2 separate regions of the Homo sapiens genome follow, and region 2 is linked to region 1. Evidence: chromatin loops called from intact Hi-C (ENCODE). Cell type or tissue: adrenal gland. All regions are shown on one strand. Links, peaks and the distances in the headings refer to the core of each region. The heading gives the core; the rest is flanking DNA.

The links. Hi-C counts contacts between places; a loop is a spot of excess contacts. Peaks named below come from ENCODE experiments on the same cell type or tissue, not always from the same donor. Only the 100,000 strongest peaks of a DNase experiment are listed, where the experiment ranks them.
Region 2: a loop joins it to region 1, with 2.6 times the contacts of the local background. A loop is called at or near these places in 3 of 110 quality-filtered maps.

Annotation. Positions count from the first base shown.
Region 1 is chr2:148,980,942-148,997,595 of GRCh38, forward strand. It overlaps KIF5C (kinesin family member 5C), which reads left to right. Exons shown (of 26, transcript NM_004522.3): 14 at 414-620; 15 at 2,679-2,825; 16 at 10,069-10,257; 17 at 13,480-13,597; 18 at 16,323-16,399. Among named protein-coding and RNA genes, the nearest start is that of LYPD6B, 49 kb to the right of the region's middle. In adrenal gland, for the core only: a CTCF peak has its summit at 9,161 (motif pointing left); a DNase peak (open chromatin) is centred at 9,169.
Region 2 is chr2:148,526,927-148,543,580 of GRCh38, forward strand. It overlaps LOC124907896 (a long non-coding RNA gene), which reads left to right. Exons shown (of 2, transcript XR_007087259.1): 2 at 1-2,497. Among named protein-coding and RNA genes, the nearest start is that of EPC2, 110 kb to the right of the region's middle. RefSeq lists a silencer at 15,882-16,075. In adrenal gland, for the core only: no CTCF peak of the experiment used is centred there; a DNase peak (open chromatin) is centred at 7,431.

The DNA of each region.
Region 1 (16,654 bases), core at 5,391-13,390:
TCAGGTAATCCACCTGCCTCGGCCTCTCAAAGTGCTGAGATTACAGGCATGAGCCACTGCGCCTGGCCCCATCCTTTGCTTAAAATATGGAATAGCTATAAAATGCAGTGATTTTTTGATGTGTAATTCTTTCTTTGAGTTAAGGGTATACAGCTTTAAACTAACAACAACAACAACAAAACATACAAAACAAAACACATGCACACAAAACAGATTTTTGCAATAAGAACATATCTGTCTTTTTCTTTTATTTTTTTATCGTCTGGACCATACAGTGGGGTTTCCCATCATCCTGAACTTTTTCAACTTGTTTTCTTATATCTGGTTTTTAAATTACTTACTTTTGGATACAGCATAGAACATAAACATTTGAACATTAGATTCACAAGTTCCATGCCATCTCATTTCCCCAGCTTTTAGCTTCCACAAGAAGAGACTATGAGAAGATACAGGAGGAGCTGACACGTCTCCAGATTGAAAATGAGGCAGCCAAGGATGAGGTGAAAGAAGTTCTCCAGGCCCTGGAGGAGCTGGCTGTCAATTATGACCAGAAATCACAGGAAGTGGAGGATAAGACCCGGGCCAATGAGCAGCTGACAGACGAGCTGGCCCAGAAAACGGTTGGAGCATTTGTGTCTAGGGGGTGGGACTTCCTTGGCTGCCGTTCCTGTACTCATATTGATATTCATTGACAGACATGGTATAAGGAGGCAGTGGCTGAATAGTTATTCAGTGTTAGATGCATTCTCTGAGGTCCCTCCAACAATTGAAATACTTCGTGCAAGTGACTTTTGTTCACTCTTCCTGGAACTGCATATCATGACTGTTTTATATCCAGAGAATTAATAACATTAGTGGGGATGCTTTGTGGGAATAGTCAAAAGAGTGCAGACTTTGGAGCCAGAAAAGTCTTAGTTACAAGTCTGACTTCATAACTCTTAGACCTTAGCTGAGACAGTTAAGCTTTGTGAGTATTCATTCCCTTATCTGTAAAAATGGTGACGATCATATGCTGCTTGCATGGTGTGAGGATTAGTGACAGTTTATGTAAAGCACTTAGCACAGATCTGTGCATATGCTACGATATCAATACATACATCTCAAAGCATTGCTACTGGCAAGAGCAGGGTCCCATAGAAGGTATGGACTTCACTCTTCTTGCTTATACCCTCCTGAATGAATTCCATTCCCTCCCGTCAGCTTTTTGTCCTAGCTGTTACCTTCAGGAGCCTGGAACTAAGCTGCCCTTGTTTGTTTGTTTGCTGTTCTAAGCCAGTGCTTCAGCCTGCACATTCCCTTATTTCCAGATTCTCCAAATGAAAGATGCCATAGGTTCTGCAGTGAGCTAGCGGTAGCAGGAGCAGTGAATGTTTGGCATGGCGGGGTGGGATGTGTCCTTTTCTACCTGGAAAATGGGTGGTGGAGAAGCTGACTGGCTCTAACCTGCTATCCTTAGCACCTCTGCCCAATGGCCTGGTGTCCTGGGCTTGTGCCCAGCCTGCTTTGTGGAAAGCATCCAGTTTAAAAAGAAGTAGCAGATGGCGCAGGAGAGTGCTGGTCTGCTGACTGTGAGGCTGACAGGAAATGCTCCTCGCGGCATACATTCAGCTCCATGGAGGAAGACTTTTCTAGCAGCTTCCCAAGATGGGGACTACTGCCTCTGAGGATTTTAAAAACAAGATGACATAAGCAGTTGGCAATGCCAAACAAAATAAAACAAACTCATTCAGAAGTCACTTAGGAAAGGGGGCGACTTAGATTTTCTCTGCTTAGTGTTTTCTATGAGATTCTTTTAATTAGTCCTTCATGTTACTTGCTTCTTAAAACAATGAAACATTTTTCATAATACAGTTTTTAATTTGCCATGAAACCAAAGTATTACTAGATTGGTTTAGAAGACTATTATTAGACAGATTGTTTAAAAATGCTCTAGCTGCATATGGGAGAATTGTATAAATAGATAACTGTTTTACTGATGTTAAACGTTAGTTAAGAATACATACCTTTTGGCAAGATACATGAGGATGAAAAAGAGATGGGTTTATTAAAGTTTGACAAGAAAATAGAGCTTCTGCTATATAGTAAGAAACCAACTATTGAACGTAACCTAATTTTGAAAAAAGGTGAAGGGTGTTTAATTCAGCTTCACTCTGAAAATTGGAAGACTTTTTTTTTTGAAGTTGTTTTCTAAACTTATTAATGTTCTTCTGGGCCATCTATTCTAGACCCATCTGTCTTTATCAATTTAGGTGGGAATATGGAGGTGGCCCAGGGAGCAGGTTTGTTTAGGAGTGAAGGTGGGGACCCTTGCAGGTAAGTTTAGACCCTGAAATGAAACAGATAGGACTGACATAGAATATCTGGTAAGTAGGAAGATGCAATTACATGTTATAAATTTAAGGACTTCCTTTTTGGCTTAACTTATTTCCCTGACTTGGAAATTGTCATCTGATATGTAGACATATAATGTATCAGGCCATGTGATACAACTTGTTGATAAAGAGTTCCCCTTCTTATCCAAGAATGCAGTGCTATGCGAGAGTTTGCCTTAAAAGGATTCTTAGGTTGAAGTCATGTAAAAGAAATCCATTCTACATGATGGTGTTATTCTTTGTAATGTGGAGTGTATGAAATTGATGGGCAACCCTTTGAATTTGTTGTTGAAATTTGTTTTTCAGACTACATTGACAACCACACAGAGAGAGCTGAGCCAGCTACAAGAGCTTAGCAACCACCAGAAGAAAAGGGCAACTGAGATCCTGAATTTGCTGTTGAAAGATCTGGGGGAGATAGGTGGAATTATTGGCACCAATGATGTGAAAACTGTAAGCCAGCCCTTCTTTTATCCTCTCTACCTGCTCCTGTCAAGTTAGTAGGGTCTGTGCTTTACTCTTTTAAGCATTCAATGCTTAGCACTGTGCTTTGCATCTGCCATGTGCTGGTTAGTGTTTGAATGAATGAAAAAAGGGCTAATTGAATGACTGAGTGAATTGTTTGTTGGGGTGAGGAGGAGGAGAAAAAAAATTATCTTTCAAATCTAGGCAGTGTCTTCAAATGTTGGTTGGCTTTGTGTAAATTGGTTTATTTCTCAAATTGGTTTATTTCTCAACTTATTTCCTAATGTTGCAGAAGTTTGGAATTAAATAGCTTAAGCAACAGTTCTAGTCTCAGAATTGTGTTTTTCCTTTTCTGAAAGAACCCAGTGAAGTGAAAATTCTCCAAGTCAGTGTGAAAGTGATAGGATTCTAACAGTGGCTTAAGAAATAAAACCACATTTAATTATTCACAATATGAGAAGTCTAAAATCTTGCCACTCAGGGTGTGATCTGCCTCACCTGGGAGCTTATTGGAACTACAGCCTTTCAGGCCCCACCTCAGACCTATTGAATCAAAATCTGCACTTTAACAAGATTCTCCAGGTGATTCTTTATGCTTATTAAAGTTTGAGAAGCAAATTTTGTTTTGGTGCCATGGCTCAACAATGTCAAGTTCTCAGGCTTTTTCTCTGTTTCCTTTCTCCTGTCCTCAGCTTGTTTCCTTTTCATAATCCAGAGGATTATGCCTCATGGTAGCAAAATAGCTGCTGTAGTACCAATCATCACATCCTCACTCAACCACATCCAAGGCAGGATGGGCTGAAAAGGCCAACTTCTTTAATCCAGGAGGGAAACATATCCCAGAAGTCCCCAGGAGACATATCCTTACACTTCATTGGCCAGAACTGGATCACATGACCACTCCACATTTCTGGGAAAGCAAAGGGGACTGGGATTACTATAATTGGCATAGACCAATCATGATGAATCCCTTGGGGTTGTACATATTGGTGCTCTTGGTTATTTGTTTATTTATTTATTTATTTATTTTGAGACAAACTTTTGCTTTGTCACCCAGGCTGGAGTGCAGTGGCGCAATCTCAGCTCACTGCAACCTCTGCCTCCTGGGTTCAACCAATTCATGTGCCTCAGTCTGCCGAGTAGCTGGGATTACAGGCATGTGCCACCAGGCCCTGCTAATTTTTTTATTATTATTATTTTTTTAAGTGGAGATGGGGTTTCTCCATATTGGCCAGGCTGGTCTCGAATTCCTGGCCTCAAGTGATTCGCCTGCCTCTGCCTCCCAAAGTGCTGGGAATACAGGCGTGAGCCACCACACCTGGCCATTGGTGCTGTTGACAGCGAGAAAGTAAGAGATGTGGGGATAATAGGGGTGGTATAAAGTTGTCCAGAAACTAGGAATAGAAGGAAGAGATAGAGTTAAAAATGGTATCAGCCCAGAACAGGTAACAATTTGCTGGAATATAGAAAGGCTATTGTTGTTATTAACCAAAAAGACAGGGTAGAGACATTTTTAAAACAAAACAAAAAGCTTTATTGAGGTATAATTTACATAAAGCTGCACATATTTAAAGTATACAGTCTGAGAAATTTTGACGTATGTGTACAGTCATGAAACCATCAGCACCGTTAAGATAATGAATGTCCCCATCTCCCCCAAAAGTATGTGGGGGCAGTTTCTGGTCTCTCTATTTTGTTTCATGGATCAAATCTTCCTGCCAATACCACAATGTTTTGATCACCATAGCTTTATAATAATACAGCATCTTATACAAAGGAGTCATTGATGAATATATGTTGATTTTGTTGAGCTGGGGAATGGTATTACATTGCTTACCTTACATGTCACAATTCCCTGAAACCAAATTCTTTGAATTTAGCCATTTTATCTTTAAAAGGCTGAATTCTACATCAGTCTGCTTAGTGGGGACACTCAGGTCGTGAGCTGGGATTGTTAAATACTGGAAAATGCTCCCAAGATCAGGCTTCCTTTTGTAGACTATTTCTGGGAAATGTTGAAAGCCGTTTTTGGATGGTGTAACAGGTCCCAGCTTAGAGTACATGACCGCTCGTAAATGTAACCATTCTTTCATGGAACCTTTATTGTAACTGATTATTTCATAAATCCTTGTGAATGAATCTAATTCTAGCACAGACTTCTCAGATACTATAGAGTTAATCTTATTAAGCTTCAATTTGGTGATTTTATATTTGAAGATTTAATTTTTTGAACCATACATTGGTGTTGAGCAATAAAATTCGATGTGAGGTGATTAAATGGCCTCACAATATGAAGGTGGAGTTGATATATGGGAAGTTGATGCTTGCTGCTGATAACGATAAAGGAAGAAGGTATTTTTATGCTAAGTTCTAAAATAGAGCTGATGAAAATGCTAATGAAATCAGGAGTGTCTGGGTGCTTCAGTATTGAAAAAAGAGTCTTTACCTTTGGGAATCTGAACTATGATTGAGATTGAGATTGTTTTTAAATACTCAATTGGATATTTTTGAGATTATTTTTGGATTCCAGACATTGGATGTCCTAGTTAATTTCATTGATAGCCATCATTTCTATCATTCTGGTTTTTTTCATATAATTATGAGTTCATCATTAGGGTGATAAGAGCTAAGGGAGTAGTTGTATGACTTTGGATGAGTGACTGTACTTCTTTGGGCTTCATTTTTCTAATTTATAAAATGACAAGATAAGCTCAGACAGTATCAAAAATTGTCGGCTCAGAAATTACTTGACTTCTGCACATTTGTTTTAGATTTATCCTTATAGGTACAGGTACTTTTCTTATTGGTCATGACTATGAATTGATATAGTAATTCTTTTGATATAGGAAAATGAACAGATCAAGGGAATTTGTTTCAGTGGTTTTGTATTTTTATTCCTAAAATGCCATTTAATTTTCACAAGGTCCCTCCTGGTAGGGCTCTGGGATGGGGGAAAAATATGACTATTGGAGCCTTCCCCAGTCCACAGTTCTAGAATATGACAGCTCTGAAAAGCCAGAAAACAGAAAAACCCATATATCCCCAGCTCAATCATGTCTTGAAACATTTCCAGAGTCCAGTCATTTTGTTTCATCAACAAAACAAGATGAGTCCAGCATATAACAAGATGAGCCCAATGTTAACTTTATCGAAGTTTATGAGTGAGCCTTCTCTTCCTTTCATGTACTGGTGGCACTGAACTGTCAACAGAAGTATGATGAGGTCCATACATTTGGAAAGGAGAGCTTTATTTTTCATAATGGGTTGCAGCCTGCAGGGTGGCCACTCTTACAGGTTGGGAAGTGTAGCCTTTGGCCAGAAGCCAGAAAGAAGCACTTTGAGGATGGGAAGAATGACAGGGACTTATGTTTTTCACAGGGTGGCCAAATAAACTTATTCAACAGGTTACAGGAGGAGCTATGAAGATTCATGAAGGAGTGGCATGTGCATGTGTAGTAGGAAAACATGTATGCAACATGGGTCCCATGTTCACTTTTATTTGGAGACTTAACATTTAAATGTATTATAATTAGGCCCTGTACATCAAAGGGTGAAGCAGAGGATATGAAGGCTGTGTGCAGCCTTAGTAGCCTGGCCAGAACCAGAACCACTTCATGGTTGGTGGTCTCTCGTTGGGGAAGGAACTTTGGTTGGTGGTTGTGTTGAAATTGCAAAAGAGAGGGGCAGGGGCAGGCTGTGGTTATCAGCAGTGAAGCAGTGGAGTGAATATTTCAAAAGGGCTGGCTTCTGTTTAACCCTTGGGGAAGAAAGCCTAATGCTGATTGGCGAGGGAGGGTGTATGACCAGGCGTTTCCAACTTCCCAATCTGTCCTGGGCTGGAACTCGGTATTTAACATTTCTCTGGGGTCTCCTTGGCCACGAGGGGGTCTGTTCAGTCATTCGGGGGGTTAGGATTTTATTTGTATTTCTTGGGGCCTACCTTACCTTGCTACCTTCAAAGGAATTTAGCCAGAACCTGAATAGAAGTTGAGGTAGAGTAAATGAACTGAATTGGACTGGCTGCCTTATTTTCTTTTGGCCCACACTGACTTCTTTTTGTCCCATTCTAACTTTTATGACTTTAAATGTGAACATGCACCTTACTTACCTTGGGTGTGGCCTAGGAATGGCAGTAGTTCATCATCGTGCACAGCCACTCCATGCTTGAGAGATGGGGGTAGGGAGGTGGAGAGGTAGGGATGACTCCCTGTATAGGCAGGTAGAAGCAGCAGGCCACATCTTCCATAGATTTCATGACGGTGTGGTCTTTTCTCCTGGGTTGGTCATTGATACTGGATCCCATGGTCTAGTATGTACTACTGGGGGCATTATCAGACTCTGGGACAGTTATAAATAAAATTTCAGCAGCAAACTGATTTTTTTTTTTTTTAAATAACAGTGTCCTGAAATTACTGGAAACTTTTGAACATGAAACCACTAAATATATGAACTTTGTAGTGGTAAGAAACCTCACAGTTAAAACCCCTTTGTTAGGGGTATTGTTTTTATCCATCAGGCACAAACTCAAAATCTCCTTTTAGATCTCCAAGGACAGGAACTGGCTTCAGAAGTTATAGCTCTGGTTTGGGAGAAGAAATGTCTAGCTCTTATTTTGGAGGAAGCCCATCTTTATACATATCTATATTTTTACTCTTCCTCAATTTACATGGGATCTAGGCATAAAAGACAAAGTGTCCTACTTTGACAGACCTGGAAAAGAAGAGGAATTCATTCTCTTCCCAGGGTGCCAGAGCTTCTGGCTCAGCAGCGTTTTCCTACCAGGAGCTGGTGTAGGCTGTGAATTCCATGTGGAAGAGATGGGTTTTACTTTGTCTTTCTGCAGAGGCTGGACAAGATGTAAGATACACCTGGTCAGGCTCAGGAAGGTGTTTCTCATCCTTCTCCTACACTGGACTAAAGACAGTGGCAGAACACACTCAACTTAAAGATTGCATGCTTTTCTCACCCAGTGTCTCCATGCCATTAGAATAGAAAAGGAATATAGTGAGGAGTGGTTTTGGTAGGCAGATCTTTGGCAGTCGGAAGTAAAATGGGTTTAACAAGGACCTCCATGAAGGTAGAGTCAGAAATAGATACTTGTCAATTTTCTTGCTGTTGACATACATTCTGCAGTATTGTTGACACTGGAGTCACTTGACATGTACTATTGTTGAACTTTTTTAATTTTTAATTTTTATTTCAGTAGGTTTTTGGAGGACAGGTGGTGTTTGGTTACATGGATAAGTTCTTTAGTGGTGATTTCTGAGATTTTGGTGCACCCATCACCTAAGCAGTGTACACTGTACCCAGTGTGTGCTCTTTTATCCCTCACCCCACTTCCCACCCTTTCTTCCAAGTCCCCAAAGTCCATTGTATCATTCGTATGCCTTTGTGTCCTCATAGCTAGCTCCCACTTATGAGTGAGAATATACGATGTTTGGTTTTCCATTCTTGAGTTATTAATACTTCACTTAGAATAATAGTCTCCAATTCCACCCAGGTTGCTCCGAATGCCACTATTCCATTCCTTTTTATGGCTGGGTAGTATTCCATGATTTTACACACACACACACACACACACACACACACACCACATTTTCTTTATCTACTCATTGACTGATGGGCATTTGGGCTGGTTCCATATTTTTGCAATTGCAAATTGTGCTGCCGTAAACATGCACGTCTTTTTCATGTAATGACATCTTTTCTTTGGGTAGATACCCAGTAGTGGGATTGCTGGATTGAGTGGCATATCTACTTTTAGTTCTTTAAAGAATCTCCACACTGTTTTCCATAGTGGTTGTACTAGTTTACGTTCCCACCAGCAGTGTAAAAGCATTCCCTGTTCATCACTTCCATGCCAACATCTATTTTTTTTTATTTTTTTTATTATGGCCATTCTTGCAGAAGCAAGGTGGTTTCACATTGTGGTTTTGATTTGCATTTCACTGATAATTAATGATGTTGAGCCTTTTCTATATGTGTGTTGGCTATTTATATTGTTGTTGAATTCTTATGGTAAGGTTGATGCCAAACTACAGGCACTCAGCAGTTTCTAGTGTACTTCATATTTGCTACCAAATTTCAGGGCTGATACCTGGTTCCATTTTTTTAGCCCTCAAATGTTTACTGAACAGATAGTGATATGATGAGTGAATGACATCAATAACGACATAGGTGGGCACTCAGAGTGTACTGTGGAACATCAAAAAACCACGGTTGGAGTCATTGTCTTTCAACCAGTGGAAGCCTGTGTTTCTGCGCTGGATTCTGGACAGGGCTCTTTGTTTTCTCTTAAGGTGCTAGGCTGCACTCTGGTGGCTAAACAAAATATGCACACAGTTACTTGCTCATTTGGTCAATTGCTCTTAAAGACCATGTTTGCATTTCAGCGGATGGGTTTCTATCCCAAGTAGCTTGCTTCAACTTTTGTTTCAAGTAGAGCTTTGAAACTTAGAAACTAAATATAGATCATGCGGGAATGCTGGCTGTCAGAATCTTCTTTTCTAAGGTGGATTTAGACTGTTGTTCTCAGATGATCTTAAATAATGAGCTAGATTACTGTCTGTTTGGAAGGAACAGGTGTGAAAAGGCAAAGGAAAATAGACTGGTAGTAGTAATGAAAAGTTATGCTGAGAAACCTTCATCAAGAAGCCCTTTGGTAATTCATAGTACATTCTTATTTATTCGATTTTCTGTTTAATTGAGGACTACATAGAAACACCTTTTTATTTCAATCCTTGTTTATAGAAACATATTCAAGGCATTACACTACTTGTCTACCTGAATAAGCACACTATAGAGAACATTAATGAAGTTTTGATTTGAGTTTTTATAGGAATTCAGCATCACCTTTCGGAGCATTGGGTGTCGCTGCTGTTACAGAGATGTAAGGTGTAAGACATTGAATGGAATACCTTTTTGAAGTTATCTCCTTTTAAAAATCTTCAGTGTTTCTTCTTATGCTGTCATTTCTCTTTCTAAAAATTGATGGTAATGAAAAACCTAGTTAATTGAGGATTATATTTAGTAGGGGGTTTCAACTGAAAGTTTCACCTGAGGTGTAGGAGAACTTGGGGTTGAATGTTTAGTACTTTCCGCTTGTCCTTTAATTAGGATTCTGAACCAGAAATCCATGGACACCTTGGGGATCCAGGGGCAGGTTTCCAGGGAGTCCGTGAACCTATGGAAATTGTGGGCAACATTTGAGTGTGTCCCCTTCTTTGCTCAGTTGGCAGATGTGAATGGAGTCATTGAGGAGGAGTTTACCATGGCCCGCCTGTACATCAGCAAGATGAAGTCAGAGGTCAAGTCCCTGGTGAACCGCAGCAAACAGCTCGAGAGCGCCCAGATGGACTCCAACAGGAAGATGAATGCCAGCGAGCGGGAGCTGGCAGCCTGCCAGCTGCTCATCTCCCAGGTGGGCCCTTCCCTTCCCCATCATTGCACTCTTGTTGTCTTGAGATCTGCTCCCTCCATGCCCTTGCTGGTGCTGATGGTGCACCTTAGGCTTAGTTGAGGGACTGCTTTGTGTAAGCTTGGCCTCCCCAGGTGATGGCAGCCCAGGTCTATTCCTAGGGCTACATTTTGTTGTGTGAAATAGATGAATTCTGTTGAGTCCGTTCCCTTTTTCGAGGATATATCTATCTACCCATCCATAGATGGATGGCTAGCTAGCTAATGAATGTAAAAGATTGGGTGGAATCTCTAAAACTCCTGTAAGTAAGGCAATATTCCCTCATCTTTTAATCTCTACCATAGGTCCACTTTAATATGGAAAAACAGAAACTACTACTAATAGTAGTAGTAGCAGGTGGCATTTTATTGAGTGTTTACTATGTACCATACACTGTGCTAAGTACTTCACATGCATTTTCTCACTTAATCTGAAAAAAATCCTGGTAGGCAGGTTTTATTATTATTCCTCAGATAGGCAGCTGAGATTTAGACTAAATGTCTGTCCAAACACCTACAGCCCGTGAATGACAGAGCTAGGACTCAAAAAAATGTGTGTGAACCCAAAACCCATGTCTTCAAGGGCTTTTCAAGCCCGAGGGTACATTTCACTTGCCTATTGAGTAAGGCTGCTCTTCTTCCTATTGGAGTGGCATTTTCAGTTTAATAAGGTAGCTTCAGAAAACAGCAACCCAGTTTCTGGGCTACCACTGATATCTGAGCTTGGTATTTGGGTCTGACGTTTCCAGGAGGGGTCTAGTTGTATACTACTTGCTGCTTTATGCCAGGCATTAAAATAGGCTGTCATTTGGAGTAAACAGGAAACAGATACCAACATGGATTGGTGTGTCAAATAATACTGAGGCGGACAAAAGCACACTTTATTCTGGTATGCTTTTAACCATAATAATGTGTAATCATAGAAACATCTCCAACCTCTCTGTCTAAAATGGATCCACAAGGTTCCATTTTATAACCAGCATAATAAGCAGAAATGTATTGAAAAGATTATTCAGTGCTAATATGTGATAGTAAAATTGATATATTCATACATTGTTGATAAAAGTATAATTTGGTCAGTCCTTTTGGGAAGCACCGTGGAAATCAGAAACCATAAAAATGTAAGTATAATTTAGTCCAGTAATTTCACTGACAGTATTTTTCATTGTTAATGAAAATGAAAAAAATTTATTTCATATGGTATTCTCATTTCCTGATTAAAAATATTAAAAGCTTTTATGCAAGGTATTGAAGACAGTGTTATTTTGCATTATAATAAAATAAATTGCCCAAATATCCATTGATAGACTAATAAGATAAAGTTACATGGAATAATATTATGCAGCTCTTATAAAAAATGTAAAAACCTAGCCATTGGGAAAGTCTAATGGTATAAAGTTAAGTGAAAATGAAAATGCTGAGTTGGATTTATATTGTGCTTTGCATTCCTGCAGCTAAGACCAGGAATATCAGGGGGAAATAGTCCATAGATTGGTTTATGGTTTACACCACTTTTTCTGGATTTGCTTTAGAACTTTATTTTTTTATGATTATATAGTTGTTATTTATAAAAAATTAAAATAAAAATGATATGCATTAGGCAACAGTGTACCTCATCTGTGATTTCTAGGTCATCTATGATACCAAAAGCATGTGTTTTGGCCAGCCTGCCTCTAACATTTCGGGGCCAAGGCAAGGGTACTCATGGAGACCCCATGGCCTGCAGCCCACCCTCTTCTCTTTCAAGCTGGACATACCAGCTCCATGTCCAACTCCCTTTTGCACCCGGTGTGAACTGATGGAACTGTTAGATGCCGGCTGCCATTTGTTTAAATGGGTGAGGAAGAGGTAGTGCCAGCCCTGGCCTTCAGACCTGGAGTAGGAAGTTTCTAGGTCCCCAGTACTCTGAGGGTGGTCTATAGGGGACATAGGTTCAGATGGACATGTTCCTTTGGCCTGTGAACTCTTTGCTTAGTGGAGTAGGGTGTAGCCAGAGGAGGGCCCAGTGGGGTGCTCTGAATCGTCCAGGTCTCAGACTGACACTGACTTTGCTGTATGAGATCAGAGTCGAGAATATTATGATGTGTTGAGTTTAAAGAGTACCTGTTCTAAAGTTCTCTTTCTGCATCAGCAACAAACACAGCTTCCATTAGGTGGAGGTTTGCACTCTGCTACAATTCATGCATAGCAAAGATTCGACCATTATTTCCTGAGGTTCAAAAGTAACAGAAACCATGGCTGTTTATATTCTGATGTGATCTAAGGAATCTGACACAGTCTTTCCAGCTGAAATGCTATCTTCTTTGTTTACATTCATCCTCGTCACCAAAAACTGTGCTTATAAGATGACTGTTCCAACGGAGGAGTTGTGTTTTCTGGAGAGGTTATTTCATTAGATTAAAGCTCAGTCTCCAGGGTCTTCCTGCCTAAAGCTGAGCTCCCCAGATCTGGAGAGGGGAGTGTTCTGTATATATTTTCCATCTGCCTAGAAGTTACCACTGTCCCTGTTCAGCCAACAAGCTCTCATTCATCCATTCATTTCACGAATATTTATTAAGCACTTACCCTCATGGAGCTAGCAAGTAAAAAAGACAAGACAAATGATGTAGACATTAGGTGCTGTAAGAAAGTGTTGGGGCCTGAGTGATAAGGAGCTAGCCAAGGTAGTGTGTGTGTGTGGCATGTGGTGGGGTGGTGATGGTGGGGAGGGAAAGCTTCCAGGGAGAGGAAAATGCAAAGGCCCTGAGATGGGAATTGGTGTGTCTGAAGGACAGAAAAAGGGAAGACCTAATAATTGAATGGTGAAGATGGAATCCAGAGGTGCATGTTCAATGAATGAGGCCTTCAGCCCTGCACTTTTCCCAGCCCCTTTCTCTCATGCATGCTTTTCTCTGAGAAGGGAAACCAGCTCGGCCTTTGGCATCTCATGTTAACTGGATGGTGAGGAGGGGCCTGCCATGAGTGGTGTCTGTGGGGAATGAAGCCGAGAAGCACAGGGAGAAGCAGAGGTCTGTCTTGGTATGATTCTGAACACCAAGGCAAGGGTAAAATGGGCACCATTTGGTTGTGGCACTCAGAAAAGGGACTCAGGAACCCCTCCTCTCTCGCATTTTCCTACCAGACAATTCCAGGCCAGCCTGGATGACCACTTGCTAGTCATTCACTCTTCCTTTTTGCTTGTTTAAAGCACGAAGCCAAGATCAAGTCTCTGACAGACTACATGCAGAACATGGAACAGAAGAGGAGGCAGCTAGAAGAGTCCCAGGACTCGCTCAGCGAAGAGCTGGCAAAGCTCCGAGCCCAGGGTAAATATTTGACTAACGTGCAGGTGTCAAACACCTGGCCTGAGTCAGACAGCCTCTGGTTGGCTGGAATCATGATGTTTAGTTTCGTTCAGTTAAAGCATTTCTAGGTCTACTGCAAACAAAACCATAACTAGAAAAAAAGGAGCGATTTCTTTTCTTTCTTTCTTTCTTTTTTTTTTTTTAAGATGGAGTCTCGCTCTGTTGCCCAGGCTGAAGTGCGGTGGCATAATCTCAGTTCACTGCAACCTCCGCTTCCCGGTTCCAGCGATTCTCCTGCCTCAGCCTCCTGAGTAGCTGGGACTATAGATGCGTGTCACCACACCTGGCTAATTTTTGTATTTTTTAGTAGAGATGGGGTTTCACCATATTGGCCAGGCTGGTCTTGAACTCCTGACCTCGTGATCTGTCTACCTCAGCCTCCCAAAAGTACAAGAGTCAGCCACCGTGCCCAGCCTAAAAGGAGAGATTTCTGAGAGACCATCCCCACACTGAATCTGCTCATCTTCCCATTTCCTCACAGTCCACCCAGTTACCCAAATCAGAATCCCCTGCTCCCCACCTCCTGACTCTAGTTGGTCACCAGAGCCGGTCCATTTCACCTGCCAGAGGCCCCTCTGGTTCACTGTCCAGGTTAACTAAGGACTGTGGCTACATCCATCTACCCATGCCCACCCTCAGTCTGCTCTGGGCCAGCCACTGTGTGGCATCCTGAGGGATGATTCTAAAATTCACATTCTCTCTCTGTCCAAACGGACACTTCTAACCCTTCCATGGCATCCTGTTGCTCTTAATATAAAGTTTGAACTGCCGTGGCTTCCCTGGCACCCCCTTGAACAAGCTCTACCCTTTGCCAGCCAGCCTTGTGATCTCCTGAGCTTAGGGAAGTGCCTCGCACATAGGAAGCACTTCATAAATATTAATGAATATAAGCAGAAATTCAAGAGAAGGGTCTAGAAATGCAGAAAGTAGAACAGGATTAAGAATGTATGTGCCATGCAATGTGAAACTAGAACATATATATTATGGGTTGCAATGAAAATTGTTAGAATTTTCTCAGAAAGCCATTTGAAAATACATATTAATAACTGTAACATTTTTCATACCTTTTGATCATCACACCTCAGATATTCATTGCAGAATTTTAGATCAGCAAAAAAGAGGAAGCCATCTAAATGTCTAATAGTTAATACACTATGGCGTGTTATTTAATAGAACTTTTTCTTCACATGAAATACATGAAGGTGTGCAGCAATGTTTATGATGCAATGTTAGGTGAAAATCACAATATATCATTGTATTCTTACTATGGTTATAACTATTAAAAATGAATGGATGCAGCTGGGCACGGTGGCTCACGCCTGTAATCCCAGCACTTTGCGAGGCTGAGGCGGGCGGATCACGAGGTCAGGAGTTCGAGACCAGCCTGGCCAACATGGTGAAACCCTGTCTCTACTAAAAATACAAAAATTAGCAGGGTGTGGTGGCACACGCCTGTAATCCCAGCTACTCAGGAGGCTGAGGAAGGAGAATTGCTTGAATCCAGGAGGCGGAGGTTGTAATGAGCCGATATCGTGGCACTGCACTCCAGCCTGGGCGACAGAACAAGACTCCATCTTGAAAAAAAAGTGAATGGATGCTTGTGTTCCTAAAAATTCATATTTAAGATAAAAGTGGTTGTGATAGGGTAGTTGGGATTGGTGATGCTGTTATCAGTATTTATATCCTTTATTGTTGTTTTACAGTTTGCTCAGTAAATGCAATTTGTGTCAGACGCCAAGGCAAATTTAAAAAGAAAGAACATACCCACTCTCTGCTCTAACCTTGTAACATGTTCTTTGTGTGGTAACACATGGCATGTTAGGAGTAGGTGCACCATCAAAACTGCACATGGAAAATCATGTTTCTCTCTTGCATCCGGTGGTTCCTGCAGTGGGGCCACTGAGTTGAAATAAAATAGAGGCAAGAAAACCTGAAGTGGAACAGACTAGAGAGAAATAATGAATTGAATGTCACTGTCGTAAAGCACTCTGCCCCCTGGCACCCCAGCTCCCCAGCTGGGGCTGCCCATTGCACCTGGCTGGCATTTAGGGAGCACCATCGACCAAGCATATGCTGAGACAGGAGTGCCACACTGCAGCCCTGCCCCAAACATGGGGCCTTCTGGTTTAATCTCAAAAATGTTATGCTATCTTTCTGTTTCCCGTGTTCCCATCCTGGAAACAGAGTATGTTTTCCTGCCCCAGATTCTTAGAGAATAAACGCCTACCCATGGGAGGTAAATTAGGTCTTCCTAGAACTCCCATCATGGCATGGGTCCACAGGCCACCTAACAGTCACAGAGGGCTTTATCATCTGTAAGGCCCGTTCATGCACATGACCTTGGGCTGCTCACAGAGACCAGGTGGGAAACAAGCCCTCCCAGGTGTGCGGTGACATAAAGCCAGAGTGCAGTCCTAGGAGGGCCGCCCCCAGTGAGCATTGTCCCCCAGTAAGCATTGTCCCCTGCAGTTGTCGCGCTCCCCCGTGGAAGGAATGCTTCAGGAGGGGGCAGCCTTGGCTTTAGCCAGAAGTCCTTGCCTGTTCCTTTATGCCATGGTTGTAATTGCTGATATAAGCTGATGTTTCACTCTGTTGCCATTTTTCTTGCTTTTTGTTTTTTAATTTTTGCTTTTGGGTGTGAGTCCCACCAGTTAAGTCTTAAATCATCATTTAAAATTCAAAACAGAAAAAATGCACGAAGTCAGCTTCCAGGATAAGGAGAAGGAACATCTGACGCGGTTGCAGGATGCTGAAGAAATGAAGGTGTGTGTGGCTGCCCCTTCCATCAAGCCCAGTGTGCATTTGATGCATTTGGATTGGAAATGCTTGTTCTAGGAAAATCTGTCACCTTCAGATCCGTATATGGCAAGGGACAGGGGAGGGGCTGTTGTTGGGCATTCAGAGTCGATCTCAGAGTATAGCCTGGCTTAGAAATGAACAAGTCCAGAAACCCCAAGATGTCTGTAGAGAATGGTTAAGTTGCGTTAATACCTTTGTCTTCACCATTCCTGATGAAGA
Region 2 (16,654 bases), core at 3,563-11,562, 460 kb before region 1:
TTGCCCCAAAGGGAGGCATAAGGGCTACGCTTTGTACCCCACCTCCCATGGAGAAGTCACTGGGTGTAGGATGCCCTGTTGGTGAGGCAGCTCCCTTCAGTCTGGGGCAGTTCCTGGGGAAGGGCTCAGCTGTGAGAGCTTCTGGGGGCAACATCCCATGCAGATAGAAGATGGTCTCCTCGGTCCTGAAGGGGAGCTGAGCAGGGCAGCACACCATCAGCTGCACACGAGAGCTGGGCCACACTTCCCAGGGGCCAAATAAACAGGGGAGCCCCAGCTCTGGGGAAGATGAAGGGCTGAGGGTCAGGAGGAGGTCGCAGAAGGCTGTTGCACGTGGAAACCATCCGGAAGTTAAGTGACCAGGGAAAATGCTGCTTGTGAGTGTGTGGAGACTGTAAAAGGATGGACTTCTGTAGCTGGTCTGAGGCCAGCAGGCCTGAGGAACTTAGCAAGGAGTCAGAGAGAAGCTGGTGACAAAAAAGTAGGAAATTGTAGGAAGGCTGTAGAATTAAGAGTTTGGGCCAAGTTAACCTAAACCATTTGTGTCATATTAGAGAAGGGTACTTTTCCCAGCACTCAGCTGGGTTTTGAGGATTTCGGACCTTAAAGAGCAGAATACATCTATTCCCAGGCCATGCCAGGGGCTGTTGAAAGAGGTCCTGAGAACTGTGCCAGGCCTGATTCAGGTAACAGGAAGAGATGTGGGAGAGGATAAGCCTCCGACCAAAACAGCTTCACTTCAGAGAGTTAAGGGAGTTTTATAGACTGAATCATGTCCTCCCCAGAGTCATACACTGAAGCCCTAATTCTAGCATGACCATCTGCAAGCCAAGGAGAGAGGCCTCAGGAGAAACCAACCCCGATGACACCTTGATCTTGGAATTCCAGCGTCCAGAACTGTTGTTTAAGCGCCTCCAGTCTGTGGGATTTTGCTATGGCAGCCTAAGCTAAGACAGGGAGACAGGCCACCCACCAGCTGAGAAGGTGGGTGCCAGAAGCAAAGCCAACCCGTGTGTCCTCACCTCGCTCTCCCTGCTCTTTCCTGATCCACAGTCTCTGACTCTGGAGGGGACTGCTCAGTGGCCAGCAGATGCCTGGCAGAGGCACATCTTCCCCACTACATGTGAACCCTGGACCTATGTAAAATGCCAGAAATCAGGAGCTCCCGGGTTACTTTGCACATCTGCAAGCACCAACTTCTGGTCCGGCTGCATGCACTTGACTCGGAGGGAAAGGAGCAGCTTCACACATGGGTCTCCTCGTCCCCCGCTGCTGGCCTGGCTATCGCCAATGTCACTGACCTGAATTCAGTTTTCAAAGGAAATGTGTTTCATGGTGATTCTTTTGGTTCCAGTTCAGAACTTGGATAAAAAATATGCTCCAATTTAAGAAAAATAGTCAATTCGCAAATCAAAACTGAAATCTAGAAAGGTGAAAGAGTTGACTCTCTGGGCCTCCTTATCTGAAAAATGAGGCAGTTGCACTAGATTTGTAGGTTTTCTTTAAAAGTTTTTTTTTTTAACCACAAGAAAACTTTCTTCAAAAGAAATGTTACCAGGAAGCAGAAACAAAAGAGGGGCATAAGGGTTGAGCTGCTTGATCAAAAGGGGAGAGAAAGGTTGAGTTCCAGAATCCTGCCCTCCAAGGCACGGCTTTGCAAAGCAGAGTCTAAAAGGCATTTTACTCTCATTGCCTACATGCTCCTCCAGCCTCCTGTCTGAGGATCCATGAAGAGTCAGTATTCCCACACACCCGGTTGTATACCCACCAGGCACCTCGGAACCAGTCACTGAGAACATGGGCCATGCAAAGAAGGGAGCACGTACAGGGCTCAGCAGGGGCGAGCAAGCCTGGGTCCAGGTGAGCTTCTTTAGCTCCTTCTCCCAGATTCTCCATCCAGGAGCCAACACTGACCACAGGGAGAGGGAGGGCTGGGTGGGGAGAGAGCCAGGGGAGGTGGGCCTACTGAAATTCCTCCACATAAAAACAAGAGGTGTGGCTCCAAAGTGGCACATCTTGTCACAAAGAAGGTGGAAGCAGCAGATGAGAATTCGCTCACCTCCCAAGGCCAAAACCACTTGGAATAAAGAAAATGTGGTACCTACACACCATGGAATATACTATGCAACCATAAAAAAGAATGAGATCATGTCCTTTGCAGGGACATGGATGAAGCTGGAAGCCATCAACCTCAGCAAAATAACACAGGAACAGAAAACCAAAGACTGCATGTTGCCACTCATAAGTAGGAGCTGAACAATGAGAACACATGGACACAGGGAGGGGAACAACACATACCGGGGCCTGTTAGGGGGGCGTGGCAAGGGGAGGGAGAGCATCAGGACAAATAGCTAATGCACACTAGCTTAATACCTAGGTGACCGATTGATAGATGCAGGAAACAACCGTGGCACACATTTACCTATGTAACAAACCTGCACATTCTGCACATGTATCCCAGAACTTAAAGTAAAATAAAATTTAAAAAAAAAAACCACTGGGAGACTCTCCCCAGGGCCACCTCTCCCGTGCACCTTCAGCCTCTCCTTCTCTACCAACCTCTTGCGACCATCAGGCAAATGTGTCTCTCCTCGTGAAAGATCAAACAAAACTCGATAAAAAGACCTTCAACCCCTTGTTCTCCTCCTTGCTGACAGCTTTTTGAAAGTGCCTGTAATTGTCTCCATCTCCTCATCTTGTATTCACTTTCTAAGTGTTCTTTTCTGCATGTGCATGTCTTGATTCCTTGCTCTTTTCTGGATTTGCATTGCCAATTCCCTGTCAATCACTTATTTTTGTGAATGGGTCACTAGTGCAGAGGTCGTGACCTTGGGCTTGTGTCTTTGCAGGGAGAAGTTGAGACATCCCCCAGGCTTGCGCAGTGCCCCTCCATTGAAACCAAGCACACTAAACTCACTGCCAGCCTTCTTGGTGGGTCCATTAGCGCTCATCTCCCATTCCCTCTGCCGCACCAGAACCTCAACTCCAGTCGCTCACCAGCTGCCCCTTAAAGGCACCCCTCACTGGCCACTGCCCTGTCAGTGAAGAGTAGCTGCCTCCACTAGAAGGCCTCCCACTCCCTTTCCCCTAAGCCAATGACTGCCTCCCTAACATCTCTCAATTCTCTCCATTCCCACTGCCGTTGTCCAGTTGAGACCACCATCACCTTCAATCTGCATCACTGCTGATGCAGTCGTGACTTCTGAACTAGGCTCTCGGCTCTGGTTCCCTCCTCTCTAATTAAGAATCCACATTGCCACCAGAGCAAGTAACAGACCTGTCAAATCTGTTACTCTGCTGAGTAAAACTCAAGGGATAAAATCTCAACTCCTGAGTGCAGCTTGAATTGTGTCCCCCCAAATTCATATGTTGAGTTCCTAACCCCCAATGTGACTGTTTTTAGACATGGGGCCTTTCAGGAGGGCATTAAGGTTAAACATGGTGAGATGGGTGGGTCCCAATCTGATAGGATGGGTGTCCTTATAAGAAGAGGGTGAGACGCCAACAGTGTGTTCTGCACAGAGGACACAGCAAGAAGGTGGCCCTTTGCAAACCAAGGAGTATGGCTTCAGGAAAAAACAACCCTACCAGTCCCTGAATCTTGGACTTTGAGCCTCCAGAGCTGTGGGAAAATAAATGTTGCTTAATTATGTTGTTATGCCACGTGGTCTGGTATTTTGTGAAGGTAGCTGAGCTTCCTGGGATGGAGACCTTTCGTATGCTTTGCCCCAGCTTCTCTCTCCACCCAGCTCTTGGGCCTGCGCCCTTTCATGCCCATGCTCCAGCCAGATGGAGCTGCAGGCACATCCTTCAATGTGCCACACCTCCCTTAAATCATGCCCTCACCATTTCCTCCACGTGGATGTGTCCGCTGCGCTCGCCATCTCTACCACCTGGATGGCTTCCATACTCATATTGGATGTGGGCTTAAGACAGCTGTCTAGAATTGTCATCTCCACTTCCTCATCCCACTTAACAGGTTTCTTTTACATGAATTAATGATCTATATTTTTTCTTAATTTTCACTGATGCTTCTTTACAGTTGTATCATTTATTCTTGTGTAACCTCTGTGCTTTGTATCCTCCTCCTTCAAACTCATGTTAAAACTTGCCTACTCCACACCATATGCCCAGACCAGGCAACTGACACCCACTGATGCTGGAGGACTTGCAAAGCTCCCTGGACTCCCTAACTCTGCTCTTCATGTGCGTCTCTGTACAGGTGTGTGTATGTGCATGTGTGTGTGCAGATGTTTGTATGTGTGCAGGTGAGTGTGTGTGTGCAGGTGTGTGTCTCTGTGCATGTGTGTATGTATGTACATGTGTCTGTGTGTTTGTATAAACATGTTCATGTGTCTGTGTACGTGTGTACGTGTCTGCGTCTGTGTGTCCATATGTGCATGTCTGTGTGTGCATGTGTCTATGTGTCTGTGTCTGTATGTGCATGTGTGCATGTGCATATGTGTGTGTTTGCATGTCTATGTGCCTGCATGCATGTGTGTGTGTTTGTGTGTCTGTGTATATGTGCGCATGAGTGGATGTGTGCACCGCTCCGGACGAGCCCTCCTTCCTGTCAGTGCCTTCTCTACCACAGCCCACCTGGATTTGTCTGTCCTGGGAATGCTCCCACAGGGAATGTTGTGCCTGCAGGCTCTTGCTGATATTGAGCTAAAAATGCAACTGTTGATGTACCCAATTTAAGATTAAACTCTTCCCACCCTCATGCACACCCTTGCCAGTCAGCTGCCTTCTTCAGTGACCTCTAGATATCACAAACAAGCCAGGTTTATCAGCTCCTAGTGCCCTTAGAGAAGGGGGCTTTTCCCAGCTGCCCCCAGCCTGGGGTGGGGGGTGTTAATGCAAGAGCAGGAGTGAGGTGGGCTAACCACCAGCCGCTCTGAGGGGCCTCTGAGCACCGGGCAGCAGTCCTGCTCCACCCCAAGCCCCAGCCCCAGGACCACACTGTCCACTGGCTCCTCCCAGACAGGCTTAAGGCAGGATAGTGCCACCCTCTGACATCCCATGGTAACATTAAAAATCCGTATAAGGGGAGTTCTAACATTTTCCTCCTAAGCTCAGTGGATTGACTTAGGCTTCCCTGGCTTCAGCATCTGCTGGGCACTCAGGGGTGCACAAACGCCTGAGGGGACATGGTATTGTGCCAGAGGCAATGGAAGCTGCAATAGACAGGACACGTTTTCATGGAGCATCAGTCATACTCAGCTATGAGTGATTCAAAATACTTTAACATAGATACAAACACCGCGGTGTTATGGAGGAGGATACACCACCCACGCACGTTGTGAAGGTCCAGCAGGAGGACTCGGAGGAAGCTTCCGTGCTGTGGGACACTCTGGAATCTGGGCCAGATCACCAAGAGTGTGTCTTCTTCTGAGATAGGGGCACTTGGCGAAAACATTTCTGAAACAATGTGCTAAGTGGAGGCTGTGAGGCCTGAACGTGAGAAGGAGTTTTAAGAAACTTGGAGTTACTGGGTGGCTGAGTGTTAAATAAGAACATTTGTCCTTTACCCTAAATGAGCGTTTACTCACTCGCTCATCCATTCATTCAACAGATATTTCCTGAATGCCTACTCCAGTCCAGGCACCATGGAAGATGTTGGGCCAATTATTTGGGAAAAGTCTCATCTTACTAGTATCAGATATGGGGAGAAGGAAGGGACAATTATGTTTGGAAAATAGGAGTAGAGGTTCCTCTAAATCCCAAATACTCTTTTGTATCTCTGTTTCCCTGACTGCAATGATGGTTACAGAAAGGATGATAAAGGAGAAATACTTTGAAATGAAAATTGCTATTTATTTGCAAATGAATCTAAATTATGAGCATAATTTATTCCTCCGGAAAATATGAATTGAGCACCAATTCATGCCAGGACTTGTGCTGGGCGTGGTGGGGAGGACAAAGATGGTCCCGAGGAGAGCTGCCCACACAGGGGAGCTTGGTAAGGAGACAGGAGACAGTGCAGATGAAAAGCCTGGGATGGATCAATGGGTGCCACAGGACTTCCACTTGGGAAGAGGTGATCTGCATTGTACACTGTTAGTGGTGTGGTTACTCCTTTTTCTCCCAAGATTTCACTATGCTTATAAATAAATACGATAACCAGAACAATGGCTATACTGTGAAGGCCCGTGAGCAAGTGGCTGGTTCGCCAATGGTCATCATCAACAACGTCTCAGCAGCTCAGACTTAGGACTGTGATTAGCCTCATCATGCCTGCATGGACGAGGCACAGGCCCTGTCTGAAAAACACAAGCTGCAGGCAAGCATGTGTCTGTGTGCTGTGCTGGTGTTGCTGGAAATACACTTGGGAAGGTGATGCCCACTGGATTAAACCCGTGATGCAGGGAAGAGTTGTAAGATCTGGTGAGTCGGTTAGCTAGAATGGAGGGGACCGAGAAGGTAGGTTGTACATGTGGGTCCTCTCCTCCCCTCTGTTCCCCTCCACAGACTGTTCCCCAGCCAGAAGCACCTGGTAAGCCTCTGCAAGTCCTCAGAACTAGAAAGATTAGAAAGAGAGAGAGAGAACACATGTGGATGATACCACAGTCAGTGAGAAGGGACTCCAAGCTCATGCCTCTGGGGGATGGCCTCATTGCCATCTCTGGATCCAGAGGGCAAATTATTAGCAGTTCTATTCAGAAAAAGGGCTAGAGAGCAGGGGCAAGAAATCATGCTTGCAGTTGCTCTTGAGGGCAGATGTATTAGTTTGCTAGGGCTGTCATAAGAGAGTACTGCAGATTGGGTGACTTAAGCGACAGAAATTTCTTTTCTTACAATTCTGGAGGCTAGAAGTCCAAGCTCAAGGTATCAGAAGAGTTGGTTTCTTCTGTGGCCTGCCTCTCTTCTTGGCCGTCTTCTTCCTATGTCTTCACATGGTCTTCCCTCTCTGAGCGTCTGTGTCCTAATCTCTTTTTAAGGACACCAGTCATATTGTCTTAGGCCCCACCCATATGACCTACTTTCATCACCTCCTTGAAGGCTCTGTCTCCAGATACAGTCACATTCTGAGGTACTGGGGAGTTAGGGCTTCAACATAGGAATTTTGGGGGGACACAATTCAGCCCATAACCAAAGTGTCTCCTTAACTTTGGTAAAATGAAGCAATAGGAAATAAATAAATAAATAAATAAAAATTAAAAAAAAAAAAAAAAACAGCTCTCTGTGCAGAGTGCTATAAAGGCCTCTCCGGGTCCTGGTGTGGATGACATGAAGACTGAGCCAACCTGACCCTTCTTGGCCAGGACCTCGGTAGGGACCGGCTCCTCTCGAAGGCCTTCTCTGCAGGAGGGTGGTGAGAATTCTAAGAGTCTGTTGACCCAACCACATGCATGAAAAGGGAGATCCTCCTTGATCCCAAATGTGATATGGCCTCACTGCCCAGTGAAGTGAAGCCATCTGCACAGACGGCTGTCAGGGCCCAGTCTGAGCTAGAGGCAGCACTTCCCAGAGATGGGCCCTGATGCTTCCTCTTCTTTCCCAAGAACGTGCTCCCAAATTCACATTTCCCCACTGGCCCAGGCCAAATCCCCATCTTTTAGATGCGGTGCCCCAGGAGGCCATGTGGTATGGGGTTGAGATCTCTGTCACTGTAGAGGCCTGAGCCTTCGAGAACCTGACGGAGAAGCAGCTCCCCCAGAGCGTCGCTTTCCTCTCTGGGGAAGTGTGGGCTTTCCTGGGTGCTGACAGCAGGAGGCATCTGTAATGCTGCTAACAGCTCTGTGTGGCTGTAATCTGGTTTATGCAAATCCAGTCACTTTGCAGCCCACAGGGAAAGCTGGAAGGAGGGATCTGCTTTGATCTCTTATCAAAGAAGATTTTGCATTTACGTGAGAATGGCTAATGCTAAAAATATTGCTGTTTGGGAGAAATGGCCCATCCCTGCCCTGAATTTATAATTTATAATGATACTGTAGCATCTTGGAACACTCGTCATTAAACAAACAAATGTGAAACTCCTCCTTTATTCTTCACATAAAGACCAGATGATGAGAAGGCAAAGCACCCAAGTGCTCGTGCCTGTGTCCCACCCCTGCTCTTGCGCAAGAGTCCTCCACCACCCGTACTCCAGTCTGACCGTAGCTTCCAGAACATGGGAAACTGCTTTCCCCTGGCACAAGACTCTGCACAGAAGGGCTGGGCTCCAGCAACTTTGTTTCAGAAAGAAGTTTCTTCTCATTCTGATCCAGCCCAAGGAAACAGGATTTAAGTCAGGAGACTGGGTCTGAATCTAAGCTCTGCCCCTCACCAGCTGTAAGGGATTCACCTGGGTGAGCTCTTACCTCTGAGTCTGGACTTCCTCATCTGTAACATGGGAATGACACTATTTGACCTTCCTCCTTCCTCCTTCATGGGGTTTGACCTTCCTTCTTCGTGGGGTTTGGTGAGAATCAAATGAATTAGTGTACATGAAGGTGCTTGTAAGTGATGAAGCTTCATATACCTTGCAGGGGACATTTTTTGGTTTTGTCACCCAGCATCTGTTACCTCACCTTCTAGTAACAGTATAATGACTATACTATAACCTAAACTTCCTCTGGACTGTTGGTCCCCAGGCTACTGGTAGACTTGACCTTCCTCCTGTCTCCAGTGGACTTGACCTTCCCCTAGTCCCAGGAGATAAGTGTCACTCAAGGCCTGGCAAAGGGAAGCCTTGCCCCGCCCCACCCCCATAAGCCTCTTCCCGTGGTGGACTGGCTCTCAGAATCCTTTCCAACCTCTCTCCAGTGTGCCGTCCTGTATTACAACTTGCAAGAGCTGTACAGCTAAAATCTACCTTTTCCTGACTATTCTGTGGACAATGATCTGAATGTAAATTACTATCCAAAATGTTCCACTCAAGATTTGGAAGACAGGTATGTGACACTTGTGTCTTGGGTTTGAGAAGCAGATGGGTGGCAGTGCTGGCCTCCTGAGGCCTGTATTACAAATATGGCGTGTGAACTTGAACTCAGTTGCTCCCATGGCAGTCTCCTGATCCCCCATCTTGCCAGGTGTTTCAAAGACCATAGCTCTCTGAAGCAGGTCAGTTCTGCTGTGTTCTGGGAGTCATTTCTGAAGATTCCACCTGGAACTCACTCCTTCAGACCATCCAACAATTCTGCAAGCATCCAGTACCTGTGTTAAATCCTGGTCTGCTCTCAATATCTAGAGTGACTTCTGTGTTCAAAAATGAAACCCACCTGGTACCAATGAAATGGGCACTTGGAACCCGACTAGGACCCAAGAGTCAGATCACACAACGTCATTTAAACAGCTGAGAAATGGAGGCTAAGTTTCTGATGGACTCGGAGGTTATAAGGCCAGAGCAGCTAGCAGCCCTCCTGCCTTCACAAGGAGCTTGTCTGAGGTAAATAACCAACCCGAGAAGGGCCACGCTGAGAGGAGAGGAGCCCGTTCTTGACACCTTTTGAGTAGCTGAACAAAACAACGTCTTGTGCCAAACCTACTTCTGGATCTCCAGTTACGTGAGCCAACACATTCCTCCAGTCTAAGACAGTTGGCATCAGACTATTCCATCATTTGATCAAAACATAATGTATGAGGGACGTGATGCTAACAGGAGCGAAACCACATGGCAGCAGTGATCACGTGGTTACAGATCACATATTCTCAGCCAGAGGCTAGGGATCTCCTGGGAGCGTTTTATAGGATACACGTGAAGAGGTGTGAGCCTAGGCCTTCTGGATCCCATGAGGGACACATGCGAGCAACCGGAAAACCTCACAGGTGAAGGGGGTCCCATATGCACCCCTAGGGACGGGGGCTGCTACGGACCAACGCGTCGGGAAGGGAAGGCCAACAATGGGTATTCCTTGGAAACACTTGAATGTTTGAATCCCAGTTTTAGGCACTAACATTATTTTTTACTTAATTTTGATTTTCTTCTTTTAGGGTTAAAAAAACCCCTTGCATTAATTCACTCAGTATTATAACCACCAGATGAGAATACTATCGAGTGAAATATTTCAGCCCAGCTTGTGTAAGCTGAAGCAGCTGGGCCATTTTTAAAAATTGTAATAAATAAGTGAATGCATAATCAATCCCGCGAGTGTCAGCTTTCTGTTCTGTGTGCTCCCAGAGCTGTGCTTTTTCATCTTTATTCTACACCCCTGAAAAGAAAAGCAACATAGAGAAAAATGTTCACAGACTGTTCCCTGTGACCTTAACCAACAGAAAAAGGCTAAATTGTTGATGCTTATTCCAGAAGGTATTTCTACCATGGGCTAGGGTGGGTGCAGATTTAGAATAACCCTTCCTTTTCAGGGATAACTGTTTAATCCCAAAAAGCTACCTGGGAAGAGAAGGCCGATGTTTTGATTTTGGGGGTCTGCTATCTGTAGAACCTAACAGTGTTGGGAACAGCCCTATGGAGTAGAGTGAACAGCCTCAGAAGAAATGTGGATCAGGCATTTTTGAAGTGCCTGGCCAGGGCTTGGATGGCCAAAGATGAACCAGGCATGCTCCGTTGGTTCAAGAAATTTACAGTCTACAGAGGAGGAGGCTTGGTGGACAAGCATAATTATTTGACAAACGATTTTTATCTTTGGAACCAAACAAAAATTATTCAAAGGCAAAGCTGAAGAATAAATTGGGCGATCAAACCAGCTGACTCCAAAGTATGACTCACGGAATGGCTCTGAAGTCAGTTTTCAAAGATAATTTCTGAAAGTATCATGAGCATTGTTGGAATGCATGGGTAACCTCCTGAGATACTGTTTTGAAGGGGCAAATTCATTCAATATGTACGTTTCAGTTTGTTTTTTGTTTTTTGTTTGTTTTTGTTTTTAGAACCATCCATGGGCAAAAGGGATCACATGATGAAATGCTTGGTTGATGGAATTTTCCTCTAAGCTGAATTTCCCTAAGCCTTCCCCAGATGTGGATGTTTGTTAGGCCACATAACTATTAACATTAAATTATATTGGGTCATTGTCTCTGACCCCTTCCCCCCCACCCCCCACTAGTATTGCTGGGGTCTCCCCTGTGTAAAAAACCAGCTTCCCTCTCAGGATCTTCTGCCTGGACCCCTCACTGATCGCTGCCCATGAAGCCACTCATGAGCATTTTGGCCAGAATCTCTGGGAGCGTGGCCATCTTCTTGAGCTCCTACTTACCTGCAAATGTGGGAGAAAGACCTTCACCCCAACGCTGTGTTGAATTCCAACCTCTGGACCGGGTCTCCAAAGTCCCTGTGGCAGGGAGCTCATTGACCTTCTGTCTGTAGCTTCTTTTTAATCCCACCTCTTACCCACAGCAGGGGGACAAACACCATCATGTCCACCTCCTTCCCTCCTCCTCATTAGGCTCTGAATGGAAGTCTGCATGGGCTCCTCTCTTCATGAAAACAGATCCCTGAGCACCTGGCTACCAGCTCATGGCAGCTCCATGCTGGGAAACTGTCAGATTCAGCCATGACCTCAGGAACTTAGAAAGTAAGATCAGGGTAGGGCCTTACGAAGTTAGTGTCCCTCCTGGCACTTCCTTTGGTTTCTGATGGAGCTGACATCAGGCCAAAGCTTACATCTGATGAACAAAATGGGAAATAGGCAGGAGTCTGTTCTCTGTGCACAGGGCAAGTCACAGTGCAACCAAGACACAAGTCACAGACTCTGGGGGGCAGGGATGTTCCACACTCAGCAGGGCTGATGGAAATGAAGATACCACAGATACTGTTTACCAGGGGCTTCTTTAGGGAGTTAGATTATAGAGGATGTTCACATTCAGCTTTTTTAAACCTGTAATGTTTTAGTTCTTTCACAGAAAGATATTTCCTCTAAAAAAAAAAAAAGCCTCTACCTCATAGGGTTATGGGGAGAGAATTAAACAAGGTTTCAGATGTGAGAGGCCAAGTTCTCCCTCCTTTTCCTCAACACCCAGTCCCCTTCTCCCAGCAACTTCCTAGAACTGTATATTCTATTTGAATATTTGAGGAAAAGAATATATTTATATTAAAACAAGCATGAATAGATTATGGAGTAAGATGCACAATTCACATGAATTTTTAAGATAGAACAAGGGACTTAAAAGAAATTTCCTATCTATGGCTCAGGGGCAGGCATTTGCTCTTCTTAGGGACACTTCAGCAGAAAAGTTCGAGAAGTTCTGATGCAGGCTCTGGGGAGCACAGGGCTGACGGTGTCCCAGAAGCCACTATGAGGGCAGCATGGCAGCGCAGAAGGCACCGGTCAGGCCCCTTGGGCTCAGCCCCCAAGACATAGCTGTGCACGTCACCTCTTGAATCCGTCCAGGCAGCTTTCGAGCTCAGAAATCCACAGACGATTCTCTCCAGGTACACACAACCAGCTCCATATTATTACACCAAAGAACAGTCGGCCTTGAAGAGGAAGAGCTCAAAGTCACATGGCTACGTCCAAACCTAGGCTGCTGAACTCCGCCACACTGCACCAGCTGACACTGTCCCACGCTTACCACCTGCTCCCCCACCCATCTCCGATATGGCAGGGCCCCCAGAGCCCCTGTAACCAGGCCCATCTGTAGGACGCCTTGATTTCTCAGCCATCCTGGCTAGGGCCAGATGCTGGCCACTGTGCTCTCTCTCTCTCTCTTTTTTTTTTTTTTTTGCTTTGAGACAGAGTTTCGCTCTGTCACCCAGCTGGAGTGCAGTGGTGCGAACTCGGCTCACTGCAACCTTTGCCTCCCAGATTCAAGCAATTCTCCTGCCTCAGCCTCCCTAGTAGCTGGGATTATAGGTGTCCGCCACCACACCCAGCTAATTTTTGTATTTTTAGTAGAGATGGGGTTTCACCATGTTGGCCAGGCTGGTCTCGAACTCCTGATCTCATGATCCACCCGCCTTGGCCTCTGAAAATGCTCAGGTGATCTGCCCCCCTCAGCCTCCCAAAGTGCTGGGATTACAGGCATGAGCCACTGTGCCCGGCGACTGCATTTCCTGGCAGAACACTCTCAGCTCTTCCACACGGAACTGCAGGATAAAGCAACTCTGATTTTTCCAGAGAGGCACATGGAAATGAGCTTCAGGTGTCTGTGGTTGACTCTGAAGAAAGGGAGTGGAAATGAAGCTCCCCTTACCCTGAGAAGGAGGCCGACAGCCGTCCATGGAGGAGAAGCTGCCTTCCCCCACGGCCACATCTCCCTTCAGGAAGGTGAGCTACTCCAAGTGCCCATGTCCTTCCAAGGGAAGAAACCAGTGGCTCCCACGCATGGGCCCTCATGGGAACCTCACCCCACCCCCGGCATCCCAGCTGTGGTTTCTCCCACCAGACCTCTTTCTGCAGCCCAGGAGAGACACTGACTTGGGAACCTCCAAGGCTTCCACATACTACTGAGGAGGCAGGAAGGGGACAAGGACGCCCTCTCCCCTGGCGTGCAGTGCAGGGGGAACAGGAAATGGCTCCGGCCTTTCTTCCTCTCAGCCTACGCTTTCTGTTTGAAGTCTGTAGTCTGTATCTTTGAGTGACACCAACATTTTAGAACAAAGAGTAAGAAAAAAGTCTGCTTGTGTGGAGAATGTCCAGAATTCTAACCGAGACATTTTCTCTCTGGAAGGCAACAGCCTTGCTTCCAGGTTCCAAACCGGACTCTGTCTACATCCATTTCTTTCCATATTCTGTCCCCGCCAGCAGGAACTTTGTAGGTGTGAAGCTCCGTAGATGCTTAATTAAGAGGCCAAAGAGAGTCTCGAGGGGGTAGTTGGGGCCACACCTGATAGGCAGCCAGCCGATATTTATTTCCTAATCATTGATTGTGTGCCAGGCACTGTGACAGCTGCTTGGGATGGAGTGTGGAGCACCGTGAACAAAATCTCTACCCTTTTAATTGAATGAGGAAGAAAGTTTCCATTACATTGAATATTTGAAGGAGACAGGCAAGATACAGTGGGTGCATGTAAAGAGGATGGGACTTAGCTGGAAGTGGGAGACAGAGGAAGAAAACTTCTCCTCCAAGAGGTGATATGTAAGATAGAACATAAAGGAGTTGGGACTGTGGAATGAAGGGGCAAGTGGAGAGCTAACAGCTCCAAACCGAGGCATCAGCCTAGGTGGAAAGCCTGAGGTGGGAGAATGGGGTGTGTGGCTTGGAGTCAAATGTCCCAGGCATCTAATGGTGATGGGAGGAATGTGGGCATCGGCGTGGAGAACACTGTGGGCAGTGGGAAGTAACTGGCAGCTTCCAGGAAAGGAAAAGACATTATGAGATTTGCATTTTTGAAGGATCGTTCTGGCTTTTGTGGAAAGAACTGAGTAGGCAAGCAGCAGCAATCAATTCAGAGACCATTAGGAAATATTTCAATTGTCCGGATGAGAGATACTGATGATTTGCACCTGGGTGGTGGCAGCGATGGTGGGAAGGACAGGACAATTCATCAGAGACTGAGGAGCTAATATAGTGAAAAGTTGGGGCTTGGCTGCCTGCAGTGGGCATGAGAGAGAGGAGAGTCCAGGACAACCCCTGCTCTCAGGTTTCCCCAGGTTATAAATTGCATCCTGAAATGCTCAACACCAGCTCTTACTGGAAACCAAAGGAGAGCTCTCTGCTTTATGAATGACCCCTAAATTTCAGCCTTGCTGCGGCTCAGTTCAATGATACCATCCGCTGGATTTCAAGTCCACTTAAGCATGAGACTTGGAGGAGGCGGAAGACCAGCAACTCCATCTCTAATATGGGGGACAAGCCAGAGCCCTTTGCAGGCTGCACGCCCTCCCCTGCCACGGGAACTCCTGGTCCGACAGCCAAGCCTTAGTATAGCCTCCTACTCCTGCTAATGCCCTTTCTCAGCATCTCATGATAATAAAAATAGATTTGCGTCATTTCTGTTATGAATATTCTGTCAGGGAAAGGGTGCCATAGGTATTTGTTATTGAACTAAACTGGGGTTCATTTACCCGCTGCAGCAAAGCCAAACACTGGTATCAGGATTGCAGCAAGAGAAAGTGAGGCATTTATTGCAGGGCGCCAAACAAGGAGAATTGGGCAGCTAACTCCCTGAACTCCCTGATGGCTTACAGGTAAGGGTTTTTAAAAGCGAAGAGGCAGAGGTTACAGGCAAAGTCATAAATCAGTGCATGGAGGTTATACACTGATTTGACCTAAAAAGGCTTGACATCTCAAAGAGGGTCAGAGGTGGATTCAAAGATTTTCTGATCTGCAAGTGGTTCAGGAGGCAAAGCTTTGTCTAAAAATTTGAGCTCAGCAGCCTGGGCAACAAAGCAAGACCCTGTCTACACACACACACACACACACATACATATATAAATTGGTGCAACGGCTCACACTCATAATCACAGCTCTCAGGAGGTTGAGGCAGGAGGATTGCTTGAACTCAGGAATTGGAGGCTGCAGTGAGCTATGATCACCACTGCCCTCCAGCCTGGACGATAGAGTGAGACTCTATCTAAGATAAAAAAATAAAATAATAAAATAAACTTGGGATCAGTAGGAAAGAGTGTTAGTTCTGGCCTAGGGTTGTGACCTCCTCCAGGGCCCTGAGGAAGAAATTGACAGTAGTCAGAGTTCAGTCCTCAGTTCCCCCTTATCTGAGGTCTTTGTGCCAGTGGATGCAAAGTCTGCAGGAGACTGGGTGTCTAAACAAAGTCTGCAGGAGACTGGGTGTCTAAACAACCACTCGGGGGCACGTGTTAAGATGCGTTCTTTAATTTCTAGAGGGAACCAAACATCCCATGATTCTAGCTCCTTGGCTGTTCTTTTAACCTACTATTTACCTTCTTGCTTATCAAGTTGCTTACTTACTTCTCAGGGCCAGCTAGGTGCCTAGAATTCCCCTTGAGGAAACCCAGGAGTTTCCTTTGTTTCCATGTTTTTTGGCGATGGCGAGGTGCCTGCTAGGCCTCTAAGAGGGTTCCCTCCTTTGTCTCATTCTCACAGCAATCCACAGCAGCAAAGGCCGGGCACAAGTTTCCTATCAGCCCCTTGGAAGGTGACACTTAATCTTGTGTCCGGAACTTCAAGTTAATGTCATTCAAAGCAGGATGGTGTGACATTAGGAAAAACTGTCTGGGTCGAAATGGTGCCAGGGTATGCCAATGTTTCCACCTTCTGAGAGACCCCTCGTACCACTGCCTGCCTCCTGCATTCCAAACAACACGGGTGACTGCAGGATCCGGGGTCCCCTCCCTTTTCTCTCAAAATAAGGAAACGGAGATCCAAAAAGGTTTAATAGCTCATTCCACCAGTTAGGGAGAATGCTCACTCAGCCTTGGGTTTGTTAGAAGAGTCTTGGTTACTTACAAAGATTTATCTCTTTGTTGTAAAAAACACAGTGGCTTGAAGGATATGAAAATTTATGACATAGGAGGCTGAGTTGGGCTTATCACTTGAGGTCAGGAGTTTGAGATCAGCCTGGCCAAAATGATAAAACCCATCTCTATGAAAAATACAAAAATTAGCCAGGCGTGGTGTTGGGAGCCTGTAGTCCCAGCTACTCGGGAGACTGAGACAGGAGAATCGCTTGAATCCGGGAGGTGGAGGTTGCAGTGAGCCGAGATTGTACCACTGCACTCTAGCCTGGGCAACAGAGTGAGACTCTGCCTCAAAAAAAAAAAAAAAGAAAGAAAGAAAAAAGGATGAAAATTTATCCTTGAGGGGAATTGAGCGATAAGGTGGCCTTCAGGGTTGTTTGATCTGTCAGCTC